Linked DNA regions of Mus musculus: region 1 is linked to region 2. A link is a loop called in an ENCODE intact Hi-C map of the cell type or tissue named here. Cell type or tissue: gastrocnemius. All regions are shown on one strand.

Evidence for each region. Hi-C counts contacts between places; a loop is a spot of excess contacts. Peaks named below come from ENCODE experiments on the same cell type or tissue, not always from the same donor. Only the 100,000 strongest peaks of a DNase experiment are listed, where the experiment ranks them.
Region 1: it touches region 2 in a loop (8-fold over the local background); 32 of 42 quality-filtered maps call a loop at or near these places.

Annotation. Positions count from the first base shown.
Region 1 is chr9:31,944,043-31,952,042 of GRCm38, forward strand. It overlaps the pseudogene Tpi-rs4. Among named protein-coding and RNA genes, the nearest start is that of Barx2, 35 kb to the left of the region's middle. In gastrocnemius, no CTCF peak of the experiment used is centred here; DNase peaks (open chromatin) are centred at 3,221 and 4,462.
Region 2 is chr9:32,155,222-32,163,221 of GRCm38, forward strand. All of the region lies in intron 5 of Arhgap32 (Rho GTPase activating protein 32), which reads left to right. Among named protein-coding and RNA genes, the nearest start is that of Arhgap32, 130 kb to the left of the region's middle. In gastrocnemius, a CTCF peak has its summit at 4,042 (motif pointing left); a DNase peak (open chromatin) is centred at 4,043.

The sequences.
Region 1 (8,000 bases), 210 kb before region 2:
TTGAATAGTCAGAGCCCTGTTGGAAGAACAGTTTGGGGAGGATTAGGAGTGGACTTCTTGGAAGAGGTGTGCATGAGGGGCTGCTTAGGGATCAAGATATGAGCTTTCAGCTGCTCTTGACACAATACCTTTGCTGAGCCATCATGGACTCTATGCCTCTGAGACTGTGAGACTAATTAAACACGTTCTTTTATACGTTGCCTTGGTCATGGTGTTTTATCACAGCAATAGAAAAGTAATAAAGACAGCATCCTCCTGCCTCTTAAGTACTTGGATTTACAGGAATAGCTAGATCTTGTTTTTGTTTGTTTGTTTGTTTGTTCAACCTGATAGTCTGTCTTATGGTTGAGGAATTGAAACCTCTAGCATTTAGTTGTTACTGAAAAATATTTATTAATTTCGGCCATATTTATATTTCATAGTGTTCACTGTTTTCCTAACCGTCGTTTACTAACTGCCATCTTAACAGCTTTATCTTTCCTCTGTCCTTATAGATGTGTTCCTCTTTCTCTGAAGGGCATAAAATCCCTTCAGGTATCTTCTGCAGTGTTGGTGGCCATGCATTTCTTTGGTTTATCTAGCTTATGTTTATTCTGGACAATTTTTGTTCCTCCATAAACTATGACAAATAATTCTTCAGGATATAGTAACCTGGGTGGGCAGTAATTGACTCTCAGAACTTGGCTTAAATTGTCCCATTCTTTCTGAGCTTTTAGATGAGAATTCTGCTGGAATTCTGATAGGTTTACGTTTATATAGAACTGGATGAGTCGTTCTTACAGCTCTCAGGATTTTTCTTTTGTTCTTTATACTTAGCACGGTTACTACATGATATAGGAAAGGCTCTTTCTGTGTCCTGTCTGCTTAGTGTTCTAAATGCTCCCTGAGTTGGTAAGGCATTTCTGTATCTAGATTTGAGAGGGTGGTTTGTTTTTGTTGTTGTTTTTGCTATTGTTGTTGTTGTTGCTGCTGCTGCTGTTGCTGCTGCTATTATGGTATAAAATGCCTTTATCCGAAAGTTCATTTTCTAGCCCCATGATTCATAATTTTTTTCTTTAATGGTGTCCTGTAAAGCTCATATGCTGAGATGGCTAGTTCGATGTCAGCTTGACACAAGGTAACATCATCTGGGAAGAGGGAACCTCAATAAAGAAAATGCCTTTATAAGATTTATCTTTAGGCAAGCCTGGAGGGCATTTTCTTAATTAGTGATTGATGGGGGAGGACCCAGCCCATTGGGTCATCCCTGGGCTGGTGGTCCTGGGTTCTTCTACAGGAAAGTAGGGGGAGCAAACCACGGGGAGCAAGCCAGTAAACAGCATCCTCCAGGGCTTCTGCATCGCCTCCAGGGCCCTGTGTTGTTTGAGTTCCTGCCCTGACTTCCTTGGCTGACAACCAGTGATGAGGAACCATAGGCCTAAAGCTCTTTCCTAGGCATGTTGTGTTGGTCATGGTGTCCCGTCACAGCAGTGGTAATCCTAACTAAGACATATGCTCTGTTCATTCTCTATCCGAATATTCTTGCTAGTGTCGGAATGTAATAATTTACCCATCTTGTCTTCCACCACGGATATTCTGCCTTTGATCTAGTCTATTGGTGGAACCTTATACTGATTTGTTATTGAGTTAATGGACACTTTATTTCTTTCTCTTTATTAAATTTATGTTTTATATCCTGTATTGACTCCCTAACTTCATGCAGCTCATTATTTGCATTCTCTTTTAATTTGTTTAGGAACTTTTTGAATCCCCTTTGATTCCATTACACATTCTTAGAATTATTCTCTTGAATTCTTTGGGATTTAATCATTCTCTTTAGAATCTCGTATCAAGGAATTAGCACTATTCAGAGGGATCAGCTGCCTTGGTTTTTCTCGTGTTTCTTGTATTTCTACATGGGGACTTTTTCATCTGGTGTAGCCTCAGTAGCTGGGTTTTATGTATTTCAGCTGTGTTCGTTCAGTATTTTCGTTTTGCTGTTTTGGTTCAAAATAATGTTTTTAGACAATATACCCTGATCCAATTGAAGTACTTATGAAGCTCAGATGAAACTAGGTTGAGGTGTTCTGTCACCCTGAGGGAAGGAGAATGTGTTCTGCTGTTAAACCCTCCGGCATGTGAGAACCCCAGGTCCTCTCTGAGATTCGAGTGTCAGCTGCAAATGCAGCCACAGTCGTGACTCTGAATAAAGTGACAAGGACAGCACTGCATGTGCTGAGGACATTAGTGTCCAAGACTAGGAAAGGCAGGGAGGCAGACTGAGCACAGTCCCCCAGTACCCTCCCCTCCCCCACCTCCACACCTGCCCCAGTATCTCAGCCCAGGCTCTCTTCAAACACATTTGATACCTCATCTTGAACTTAGGATTCCCCCTTTTCTCTGCCTCCTAAGTGCTAGAATTACAGACATACACTCCCACATCCAGGTCAGGAGTTACTATTAGACCAACTGAGAAGAAAAAAAATCCAGGAGGAAAAGTAGATGGAGATAGGAAACTGGGATCGAGTTAAGACACTCGAATTTAAAGATGATTAAAGCCAGCCAGGCAGTGGTGGCTCCTGCCTTTAATCCCAGCACTCCAGAGGCAGAGGCAGGCAGACCTCTGAGGTATAGAGAGGCCAACCTGGTCTACATAGTGAGTTCCAGGACAGCCAGGGATACACGGAGAAACTCCTGTCCCAAAACGACAACAACAAAAACAAAGCAAAACAAAATGAAAAACAAAAAAATGCAATTTAAGCCACAAAAAATTTAAAGAGCAAAAAGGGGGAGGGATGGCAAAGACAGAGAGAGAGAGAGAGAGAGAGAGAGAGAGAGAGAGAGAGAGAGAGAGAAAATTAGGTGAAGATAAGGGAAAAGTACACAGATGCTGTGTGGGGAGAGAAGGTGATAGAACGGATAAAGAAACATACAGAATAAGCATAAGCCTTAATGAACAACATAAAGACCAATGCAAAACCATGAAGAGGAATATAATTTTTAAATAAAGTAATACAGATTTTGAAAAATATAATGGGCAGGTATGATGGCTAATTGGGTAAAAGAGCTTGCTAAGCCTGGAACCCACATAAGAGTGGGTGTTGGGTTTCTAAGTCGGGTTCTGATGTTCCACGCCCCTCTGTTGGTCACGTTTAGAGCTTGAATACTCGCCTTTCATTGTGTTTCTTGGCGTCCACTTCTGGAGTTCCCCCAAGTTTGGGATTAAACCAGTTCATGTGTGAAGAATCCACCGTCTGTCACCACAGTTCCTCAGTCCCGTGTTCTCGGCTTGCCCAGGCTATGCTGTCAAAGACAGGTTCATGAGTCAACAGGTCAGCTGTCATCCCGTGTCACTTCACAGAGTATGTCCAACCACAGTTTCTTTTTCTTCTCTTTTTAAAACTTACTTTACTAGTTTGTGCGTGCAGGTGCAAGTGTATCTGGGCCACATGCATGCAGGGCCCACCCAGAGGGCAGAACAGGGTGTTGGATTCCCTGGTGTTGGGTCCCCTGGGACTGGAATTAAGGTGCTTGTGAACTGACTTATTGGTGCTAGAGAGGAACCCAGGTTCTCTGGAAAAGCAGCAAGTGCGTGCTTAACCACCGATCCATAATTCTAAGCCCAACCCCAGTTTCTTACTAGACACCTTTTATAAATGTTTTCTCACATTTTGTGGGTTGTGTTGTTTGGGTTTGTTTGTTTTTTGTTTTGTTTTGTTCTGTTTTTTCACTTGTTAAAAGTTTTTTGAAGCACAGATGTCTACATCTTGTTGGGGTCTTTTTATTCTTTTAGTTTTCTTTTGTGAATTATGCCTTTAGTGTGGAGTTTAGCAAGGCTTTGCCAAACACAAAATCTCTTAAATGTTCCCACATGGTATGAGGAGAGGGTCCTCCTTCCTGTGGACACCAGGTGTCCAAGTAGCATTTGATAAAAAGTTTATTTTATCAATCATACTGTCTTGACACTGTTACAGAATCAACTAACCTGAACCCACATGGGCTCACAGAGACTGACCCACCAACCAAAGAGTACACAGAGGCTGGATCTGGGCCCCCTACACATTTGGAGCAGATGTGCAGCTTGGTCTTCATGTTGGTCCACTAACAACTGGAGTGGAGAGTGAGGGGCTGTCTCTGACTCTGTTGCCTGCCGTTGGATCCCTTTCCCCTAACTGGACTGCCTGGTTGGGCCTCAGTGGGAGAGGGTGTACTTAAGTCCTTCTGGGTCTGGATGCCCCAGGGCAGTGGTACCCAAAGTGGGCCTCTTCTTTGAGGAGAAGGGAGAGGGTAATGGGGGAGAGATTTGTAAGGGTGGGACTGGAGGTACTGACCTTCAGAGACTTGAGATTAGTACAATGGCGCCTTCCAGGAAGTTCTTCGTTGGGGGCAACTGGAAGATGAACGGGAGGAAGCAGTGCCTGGAAGAACTCATTTGCACCCCGGACGCAGCCAACCTGCTGGCAGACACCGAAGTAGTTTGTGCACGGCCAACCACTTACATCGACTTCGCCAGTCAGAAGTTGGATCCCAAAAGCTCTGTGGCTACACAAAACTGCTACAATGTGAACAGTGGGGCCTTCCCTGGGGAAATCAGCCCTGGCATTATCAGAGTTAGGAGCCACCTGGGTCGTGCTGGGGCACTCGGAAAAGAAGACACGTCTTTGGAGAATCAGATGAGTTGATTGGGCACAAAGTGAACCATGCCCTAGCAGAGGGACTCGCGGTGATCGCCTGCATCGGGAGAAGCTAGGCGAAAGGGAAGATGACATCACTGAGAAGGCTGCTTTCGAGCAAACCAAGGTCATCGCAGATAACGTGAAGAACTGGAGCAAGGTGGTCCTGCCTATGATCCTGTGTGGGCCATTGGGACTGCGACCCCTCAACAGGCCCGGGAAGTACATGAGAAGCTCTGGGGATGATGGGGTGGCTCAGTGCACCCCGATCGTTGATGGAGGGTCTGTGACTGGAGCAAGCCAGCCTGACGTGGATGACTTCCTCGCATCTCTCTAGCCTTTTTGTGGACACCATCAATGCCAAACAATGAGCACTGTCCAACCCTCTCCCTGCCTGCACAGCACGGACAAGGTTGCCCAGAAGTTTAGTAACTGCTCCCACCAGTCACATGCTTCTGATGACATCATCTGTCCCGTCTTGTGGCTTAACCCACACTGTACCCTCCTGAGCCATTTACACTCCCCATAACGGTTGAAACCAGGCCAGTTCCTTTACCACTTACAATGGGTGGAGTCAAGTATGTCACAAAGTGACTTCTTGAGAAGGGAAGGAGGAGAACTGACTGTACTTTGGGCCCTAACAAGTGAAATCGCCATCCATTGGTTTGGGATGGAAACTCATGGCTGGAGCACAGGAAGTGGGCTTCGTGTCACTTTGGCCTGTCACTTACATAGCCTTGGCTCTCTAGCTTCACTCTCAAACCCTACTGGATGTCTGATGCAGAAATTCAGAGCCTCTGGGTCTGAATTCAGTATACATGAAGGCCGAGACCCTCTTACTCTAAGAGGCCTGGGATGGTCCCCTCCCCCACAGTGCCGAAGCCGTGTATTGTGTTTGTGAACCATCCTACAGGTAAGGGAAATAAACACCTGGGCATTAAAAAGGTGGGGGGGGGGGGGACGGGGACTGGAAGGAGAAGAGGGAAGAGGGCTGCAATCAGGATGTAAAGCAAATAAAATCGCTGCATTAGGATAAAAAGCCAAGTGAACTTCCTGCCCCACTTAGTCTTCTTGTCCAGTTCAGGTTGCTGTGCACCTACTACAAAGCGAAAAATCGCCTTTCCTGGCTACTTTCTTTTTTTTTGGGGGGGGGGGGGGTTCGAGACAGGGTTTCTCTGTATAGCCCTGGCTGTCCTGGAACTCACCCTGTAGACCAGGCTGGCCTCGAACTCAGAAATCTGCCTGCCTCTGCCTCCCGAGTGCTGGGATTAAAGGCGTGCGCCACCACGCCCGGCACCTGGCTACTTTCATTTTGTTCCCATGTACCTTCTCCGACAATATAATGCAAGATGCATAAGTAATAAATGACTTAAGGTGACAGTATCTGTGTTCAAGGATATTAAGAGGAGTAAACACATTGTGAAGATTTTGATCTCTAGTGCATTTTGGTTGTGTGAAGGAGAAATGTATCATATTAAGGGAACATATGTCTTTTTAATGTTTGTTATATTTTATTGATTTAAATAGATGTACAGGGGTAGCATATTGACTTCAGACAACCGCTGATGGCTAGTTTTATGAATCAACTTAGCTAGGCTATTGTTGTAGGTACTTTAGTTGCTGTGATAAAATAGCACAATCTAAAGTTATTTATGAAAGAAAAGGTATATTTTGGCTTGTAGTTGAGAAAGATAAGAGTCCGTTGTGTAGGGGAGCACAGAAGCAAAGAGCTAACATCAGATGTGACTGTAAGAGCCGGCACTGAGAAAGCACATTTCCATCTATGTAAAGGAACAGAGAGAATGAACGGAACGTGGAATGTGTATGAACTCTAAAACTCACCCCCAGTCAGGTTGTACCCCCGAAAGGTTCCACATTCTCCCCAAGCAGTGCTCCATGCACTCAATATTTGAACCTGTGAACCTATGGGGGACTGTGGTAGTTTGACTATGCTTGGCCCATGGGGAGTGGCACTATGAGGAGGCGTGGCCTTGTTGAAGGAAGTGCGTCACTGAGGAGGTGGGCTTTGAGAGCTCCTAGTGCTCAAGCTCCTCCCAGTGCAAAAGAGAGAGCTTCCTCCTGGCTGCCAGAAAAGCCAGTCTCTTCCTGCTGGCCTTCTGATAGATGCAGAACTCTGCAGCACGCTGCTGTGTTTTCCATCATGTTGATAATGGACTAAACCTCTGAAAGTGTAAGCCAGCTCCAATTAAATGTTTGTCTTTATAAGAGTTGCCTTGGTCATGATGTCTCTTCACAGCAATAAAAGCCTAACTAAGACAGGGACATTTCTTATTCCAACCACCCGTGGTTCTTTAAAGGAGTTCTGAAAGGCTGCTAGGTAGCTTCAATGCCCTGGATTCTTACAGAAGCAAACTGAAAACTAAGTCCCATTTTCTGAAATGAGAAACAGAGAGAGATGATCTAACTTAATATATCAGAAATGAAAAGAGGGACATTACAATCAATGCTGAGAAATTCAGAGGATCAGGAAAACATACTTTAAAATTCTGTATTTTACCAAATTAGAAAAATTTTTGAAAAATGAATGAATTTCATATATATATATATATATATATATATATATATATATATACACATGTATACATATATATTTATATATATAAAACCACTAAAGTTGGATTAAACTGAAATAAGAAATTTAAACAGACCTATAGCCATCAGTGAAATAGAAACAGTAATTAAAACTCTTTCAACCAAAAGAAAAAAAAAAAAAAGCCCAGGGCCAGATGTAGTTAGTGCAGAATTCTATTAGACCTTCAAATTAACATCAATATTCTTCAAATTATTCCACAAAAAACCATTTCCTAGTCTTTTTATGAGACCACTATTACCCTGACACCAAAATCACGCTAAGACCTTCTCCCTAAAAGGAAATTATAGAACAATATCCCTTATTGTTCTATATATAATCATAGATACAATATATAATAATAAGTATAGATATAAATATTCCCAATAAAATACTTGAAAATAAAATCCAAAAAACACATCAAAAAGATTATCTGCCATCATCAAATTAACTTTATCCCAAAGATGCAAGAATGGTTATATATATATGTGTGTGTGTGTGTGTGTGTGTGTGTGTGTGTGTGTGTGTGTGTGTGAATAAACATGAATAACCATATAAGCAGAGAGAAAAATAATCACATGATTATCTCATTAGATTCAGAAAAGGCCTTTGACAAAATCCAGCAGACTTCATAATAAAAGTCCTGGAGAGATTTGGGATACAAGGGCACACTCTAATAAACACTCAATTTACAATAAGATCATAGCCAACATCAACCTAAATAGAAGAAACTCAAAGCATTTCCACTAGAATCAGGA
Region 2 (8,000 bases):
TTGTCTTGCCACAGTAGACTAAAAGATTAGGAAACCGTGAACCAGAGTCTGGTCTTCTAAGTTATATTCCTCAGGTGTTTTGTCACAATGTGAAAAGTTGACTTGTACACATGTAAGAAGGGTAATAAAAAGTCCAAGTGCAAGTTTAAACACCTTCTGTTAACACTATATATATTGATGTGAATTTTTAAAATGTTTATAGAATATATGGTAAAATCTATAGATATAGCCATCTCAACAGCTAGCCATCTAGCTGTGTCATTTTTAAAACAAGTGTATTCTGCTGTCTGCACTGCCCTGAAACATGTTTTTGTACCTGAAGCTATGAAATGTTTGGGGGTAATTCGGCCATTCCTGTACTTGTGTAACTCCCTCTTTTCATAGCTCCGTGTGCGTCAGTTACTTTTCAGCTGTGATAGGGCACAGTGATCAAGGCAGCTTACAGAGGCGAGTGTTTAACTGGGGTGTGGTTTCAGAGGGTTCCAGCAGACATGGCAGCACGAACAGCTGACTTGAAACCTCAAAAGCCTGCAGCTAGTTACCTACTAACTCCATCAAGACCATAGCTCTTAAACTTACACAATCATCTCTAACTAACAGGTGGACAAGTAGTCGGACGTTTGAGTCTATGGGGGCTATTCTCATTCAGATAACTACAACATGCTATTTTACCTTATTTTTATAAAGCACTTACTTTTGTTTTATGTGGGTTTTGTCTACATGCATCTATATGCTCTGTGTGTGGGCTTGTGTTCACCAAGGTCAGAGGTGTTGGATCCCCTGGATCTGGAGTTAGAGATGTGTGTCACCTCATGGGTGCTGGTAACCTAGCAGTCCTTCGTAAGAGCAGCAGGTGTTCTTATCTACGTACCATCTCTCAGCCCCACTTAAAAAAATTGTACTATAATTTATTTAGCTACCTTCTTGTTAATAGATAATTCTGTTTTATTCATCTGACTGTGGATCATGGCATATATATGCTTAAAATATTGGTATTTATTTTCAAGGTTCTTTTAGGGGTGGTGTTGTTTTGTTTTGTTTTGTTTTGTTTTGTTTTGTTAGTGTAGTGATCTCCCTAATCTGCAGGGGATGCATCTTGAACCCTGTAGTGGTTGCCTATAATAGTATGGGTTTCTGTTATATACTGTCTTTTCCTAGGAAAAAAAGCTTGCTTAATTAATTAATTATTATTATTATTTGAGACAGGGTTTCTCTGTATAGTCTGGCTGTCCTCAAATTCACTCTGTAATTCACAAAGATCTGCCTATGTCTACCTCCATAGGATTAAAGGTGTGCACTACTACTGCCTAGTGAAAAGTTTAATTTAAAAATGAGGTGTAGTAAGAAGATAACAATAGTAAAATGTCAACAATAAATGATAATAAAATAAATAATTGCCGGGATATATTTAATAAAATTGCTAGTATCTACATTATGTTTTTGAGCCATTATTGCATGAAGTAAAGATTATTTAAGTATGAGTCCTACAGTACCATGGCAATTAATCTGATAATGGGAAGATGACTGAACAGCAAGTGGCTACACAGTGTTGAGTATGGTTCACAATGGATGGAGGGCAGGACAGCATGCTGTGTATCGCTCTTGTCAAGACTACACAGAGCTGAGAGCTCGAGCTGCTTATGTGTGTAACTTTCCAGTTAGTGACTTTGCACTTTGGAAGGCATGGGTGCCTGAAACTGCAGAATGCTAAACCACACGCAAGAGCGGGGTGAGTGTGTGTGTTAATCTATGCCCATTTGTAATGGGGGCAGTGGACTGTCCTGCCCAACATCCATAACAGCAGGCATTGTTAATCTTTTTGTGTTTTGTATACAGGACTGGTAAACTACAGTGATTCATTATTTTTCTTTAGCTAATGAATGACCTGCTTCACAGCTTGTCTCTCTCTGTCTATGCACTATATCTTAGAATACTTTATTTTCTTTTTATTATCATTCTTGTTTTTTCCCTGTCTTAACTGTGGTCGGGCACAGGACTAGACAAACCAACAAACTGTAGTCTGGAAATAGATACATGTGTATCTCTATTTTTATTGTTTAGTAAAGATTAACATTTTTGGATTCATGGGGCAAGATGAATTGATGATGGATTCTCCAGTGTTATGTTGATGCACAGGTCATCCATTTGGAAATTATTAAGCTTGGTTAGTGTCTTCCAAGGCTCTTCTACACTGTGTTCTGTTCCAGCTTAGAAAGGTGGATACTTTTAGAAAGGTGACTGAGGACCCGTGGGACTGAAGCTAAAATAGAGCCAGCATCTGAAACCAGGCCATCTGTACGGCACCCCTGAGAGCATTCCCTTGCTTCTTTCTTACTTTATACCTGATAAAATGGTTCTCAATCCTGTGTGTGTGTGTGTGTGTGTGTGTGTGTGTGTGTGTGTGTGAGAGAGAGAGAGAGAGAGAGAGAGAGAGAGAGAGAGAGAGAGAGAGAGAGAGAGAGAGAGCGCTCCTGTGAACCATGTGCTATATATGCTTTCCTGACCACTGGCCAGGTTGTTACTTAATCTTGGCTTTGCATTCTTTATCTTCACATGGGATTCCTTGATGCACCCTTGGTACTGGGTAATGGCAAGTGTTTCTTTTGCTAAGAAACTGTCTATGAACTGTGAGATCTGATTTAAAGAGCTGAGATGTGCAACTGTCTGTGAGCTGTGAGATCTGATTTAAAGAGCTGAGATGTGGCAGGATGCAGGGAAAAGGGCCATGATAGCAGAAGGCAGGCGGGAAGGCTATGCCACGTTGTGTTGTTTTAGTCTGCTTCCACCCAGTGCGAATAGCCATTTTACAAAATTAGTAAAAGTGCAGAGTTTCTTCTGTTTTAGAAATAGATTGTTCTGACGTCTTTACAGTCCTGCAACATGCTCTGTTATGTTACACGTGTTTTAAAAACAGAGTTCTTTTATCACTCCGCTAATATTTCATTGATTGCCTAAGCTGTTTTTTTTTTTTTTATTCTTGCTTCTTTTTAGTAAGTATCCTGGAGTAGTTGGCAGTAATTAGAGCTGTGCGTTGTTTGAAGGGTTCTTAAGTTTTTCTGTTGAAACCTTCCCAATAAAGGCTTTAATCTTATAATTATTATTTCAAGTTAACATTTAAGATTGCTCTGATTTGTTTTTGTCTTTTTAAAATGTTAGCTTTTATGTTTTATATTAAGGAAAGCACCTGTCTTGCCTTTTTAAATTTGTGAAATACTCTTAAAAATTAGGTCTAACCAGAGAGCCAGTTTTTAGTTTTCTTAATTTGTTATTTTTCAAAACATTAGTTTTAAAATATATTACTTATTTATTTTTTGATTGGTAAGTTTATTTTTTATTTTCTGCTTTTTCTGGACAAGAGTTGAGGAAAACATACTTACTAGTACTTACCTAACAAAAACTCTTGGCCATAAACCACTTTTTCCTCTATATTTTCCATTAATATTATGCTGGTGATGTCATATATCTTTTCTTGAAAGAAGTAAAGCTTCATAGGAATTGTTAACAATGCTTGTGCTTCCATCCAGTCAGTGTCTGGGTGTATTGTTGGGTATTTACCCAAAGTTGTGTTCCACCCACTGAGTGTTAATATGCACATTCAGTTTTTTGTATTTTTCTTTGACTAGTACTTTGGTGGCTACAAACTATGATTGTTGATGCACTAGTGTATTTTGTTTAGGAGAAACTAAAATATGAAAAGGAAAGATAATTGCTATCTCTTTTAGGCAATCTGGTGGCTCCTTAATCCTGGGAGGTCACCAAATTAGTGCTGAATTTAGTGCCAACACTGGCTGAGCATTGTATATCACAGCCCAGAACCCTCGGGCAACACAAGTGTGTACTATGCTGCTCCCAGCAACTTTTATTGCATTTTCCCAAATTGTAGTGTCTCATGAACAAAAATAATGATTTATCTAGATGTCAGAAAATAGTTTTGGGGAGAAGGGAAAAAGTCTCCTGTTGCATTTATAGAAGCAATGGATGGTACCTTATCAACCTGAAGCTGGCCTCCCTTCCTCTGTGCTCGATGTCACACCGCCACCTAGTGTCAGCATAGTGAATGGACTCTACCTGTCTTTTTACCCAAGGTTTAGGTATGCTGTTGAGTAACAATGCAAGGTACAGGTCAGATGTAGTCAGAAACATGGCATGGGAAAGTGTAAGTTTTAACACCTGTGTCCTGAGCTTTCTGGGAGGAGCCCTGTGCAGGCAACTAAGCAGTTCAGCTGGGACTCTCCTCACTAGAGAGGCAGGGGTGTGATCTAAGAACACTGAGGACTAATAGTACACTAGTACACTTTGGTTTTTTTTTTTTTTTTTTTTTTTTTTTTTTTTAAGCCTGGACTTGTATTTATTTTGAGACAAGATTTTATTCTGGAGCCTAGGTAGGTCTAGAACTTATAGTGTAGTCTGGGCTGACCACCTCTTCCTCCTGCTCCTCCTCCTCCATTGGACTCTTTCTACAAAATGCAGAGTAAAATGTTTTAGACTAACACACTGGCTCTGGACTCCCCTTCATTCCTTCTGGAGGGAATGAAATGCAGGGCCTCTCTTAACGTTGAGCTGCATCTATAGCCCTGGACTTTCATTTAAAAGAAGGTAATCTGAATACTTTATTTGACCTGTTTGCACATGGTCTCACTGGTTCTCCACAACACTTTCAGTAAAGGAATTTGAGGTAAGTGTTGCTTAAGAACTTAATTCTATGCTACAGTCATTCTGAAGGGTCCTTTATAACTAGAAAGCAGCAATCAAGTGCAACTTACACCTTAACAAAAGAGTCGGCCATAGTTTTCAAATGCCCTAGTTGAAAACTAAAACTACATGGGCAACATTGTTGCCTCGGTTATCTGAAGTAAATTCTGTAACATCCCTGGTCCTCAGTTTTCTCATTTGTTCAAGAAAAATGAAAACATCTATCCCAGTTATGTGTAGAATCGTGTGAGGAGTCAGTGAGGCGAGAGTCAAATAATAAACTAGATTACCTAGCACTCTCTGAAACATTTTAGATAGAAGTTCTTCTTCCTCCCTCCCTCCCTCCCTCCCTCCCTCCCTCCCTCCCTCCCTCCCTCCCTCCCTCCCTTCCTTCTGTGTGTGAATGGATGTGTACCATGCATATGCCCTGGCACATGAGGGACAGCAGAGGACACCTTGGGGGAGTTGGTTCCCTCTTTGCCCATATGGTTCCCGGAGATTGAATCCAGATTTGGTAGCAAGCGTCTTTACCTGCTTAGCCATCTCAGCGGCCAGCAATTCTATTTTGTAATGTGGTTTCTGAGACAGAGTCTTACAGTGCTGTCCAGGCTTGCCTAGATCCGTGCTGTCCTGGCTGGCCTTACTGCATGACCTTCCACTATAGGCATGCACTGCCATCCCTGTCTGGAGAGGCACCAGTGCTGAGGCATAAGTCTGGTGAAGTCTCACTTGCTTTGATGCCTGAGGGTGATGATGTCAGGACCGAGGTGGTAAGACTAACTTAACAGTGTGCTTTCTCCAGGGACTGTTCCTATCCCTAAACTAAGACAAACGGGAAATGCAGCTGTAATCTTATAGTCTTAAGTATATTCTGTAGTGATATTATGTCTGAGAGAAAAAAAATCCTTGTTGGATAATTGAAATGAACTCATACTGAGTTCTCAGTGCCACCGTCGTCCAAGATGTGGATTTCTAGCTGGGTATGAGTTTATCCTATTGGTATAAAAAGCCTTTGGATTATGAAAAATATATATTCTGGAGTCATAATTCATCATGAAACTTACCAAATTAGCTAAATATGCTTGAGACACAGTATTGTTGATTCTGAGGCTGTGGAAGGTGCAAGATATTACTCTATAAGCTACTATGTTGGCTTACCACAGTTACAGACTCAAGCCTGCACTCAAGCCTGCACTCAAAACAGCATCACAGACCAGGCTGTTTCTACCCACAGGGTGACTCACGCTGCTGCCTTGGGTGGTGGGATAGGAGAAACAAACATACCTTGTGTTTGGGATTTTGTAGCACAAGAGAGATACTTGCACTTGTGAAACTTGGAGTTAGTTTAGGATACGTATACTCCTACCCAACATTCCCTTTGCTGTGGTGGAGGGAGGGAGACAGACAGACAGACAGACATATTGAGAGAGATAATAAGAGAGTGACAGAGAGATAGACAGACAGAGCACGTGTGTGCTTGCTTGTTAACTCTAGAATCATTGCACCTTCTCTGAGGAAAAAGAAAGGAAGAGCTCTATTTGCAGACATCCTGGAATGTGAGCGCATGGCTCAGGGTGGGAGGCAAGGCTCTGTCTCAGGACAGTTTCACTACCCAGTCTTCCTTTGACCAGGTGCCAGTGCTCTTTGTTCAGAAAGCCCAGAGAACCCAAAGATGTGGAAGTTCTTACAAGGCATTGCTTCCTAACATGTATGTGCTCTGATGTGAGTCACAGTGGCCTTTGAGTGATTGTTGTTGTCATATGTTTGTTTGTTTTTACATCATCATACTGATCTGAGTGTGTTTGTAGTGTTTAGACATGAATGCATTAGTAGCTTCATCTATACCTGTCTGAGGAGACAGTGATCTGCTGACATTTTCTAGGTAGGTGCACTGAAGTGCATGCACATCTCCAGGCTTTCAGTAATAAATTACTGTGTTACTGATACTTGACCCATACACAGAATTACCGCTTATCTGCTTGTTAACGAAATATGATCCCATAGGTGTGTTTTTTTAAACCAGTGCTCTAAACTAAGTACTTGAGTTATTATTTTTAGTGTTAGGTATTAGGGGTTGAAGTATTATGTGGGTGGATCATTTAATAGTACATATCAGAACTTGTTCTCACATCTCTGCATCTCCTGTGGGCTGCTTCCATGAAAGGAGGCTTGTTTGCAGTCTGAACAACACAGATTCTGCCACCATATCCAACTGTAAGAGATGAATGAGAGGAGGACTCGGTGTGCTCTTGATTAGGCTTTGAGGAATGACTTGCTGTGGTGAGATGCTGTGTTTCCCTCTGCTTTATGCTGTTGCTTTCCACGCTTCCTGTTGAGAAAGGACTTTCTGAACACTTGAGGCTGCTGAATAGAGTTGTATTTTTAAAAATTTTCACAACACTAATGATGGTTGGTTTCCATGGTGACAAAAAAGTAAAGCGAACACAGGAAACATCATTCTGAAGATAGATTTGGAATGAATTTAGAAACATGAGCTTTGAAAGTTGTGCTGTTTCTAATAAGGACTGATATATTGCAGTTTTTTTTTTAATTTAAAAGGAGTGAAAATTATTTAAATTACTGAGTTTTGTTACCTTTTTCTGGATAAAATTATCTCATTATTTCATAGTGTGGTTTAGGTATTTCCAAAAACACATGAATTATTCAGACCTGATTGTAGGATGTCTTAAAAAGCATAGTTCACTTCCAGATAGCTTTCTTTAATACCTTGTATGGATACCTCGAGGGTATCTCTGTCAAAGAAAGAGAAAGAAGGAGGGAGGGAGGGAGGGAGGGAGGGAGGGAGGGAGGGAGGGAGGAAGGAAGGAAGGAAGGAAGGAAGGAAGGAAGGAATCTTTCCTCTGGGAAGGAAAGCAGTGGAGCAATAAGCACATGAGAAAGAAATGTATAAATGTATAGATATTTAGATGTCTCAGGTGGTCTCCTGAAGCACCCAGAGATGTATAGGGCTTATCTTTATTGGAGACTGGAAGGCATGTGAATATTGAAAGATAAAAGTAGAGCTCACCCAGAGAGGAGGAGGAAAAGATAAAGTAGCTGCTAGGGAAGTAAAGCATGTGTTTAGAAGACACTTTAACTCCTTACTTGGGCCTACAGCGCTGCATGCATAGAGATAAGTCATTGTGCTAAAGCTGCCATCACTGTGGGTTCCAGTCACTCATCTACGGGCATAAGGAAGATACTTAGAACACAGTGAGGAATTGTGCTGTCTAGTAAAGGGGAGGCTGGAGGTCCTCCTCCAGGACCTGTGACCTCACTAGCACCATTTCCAGTACCAGGTCTGATTT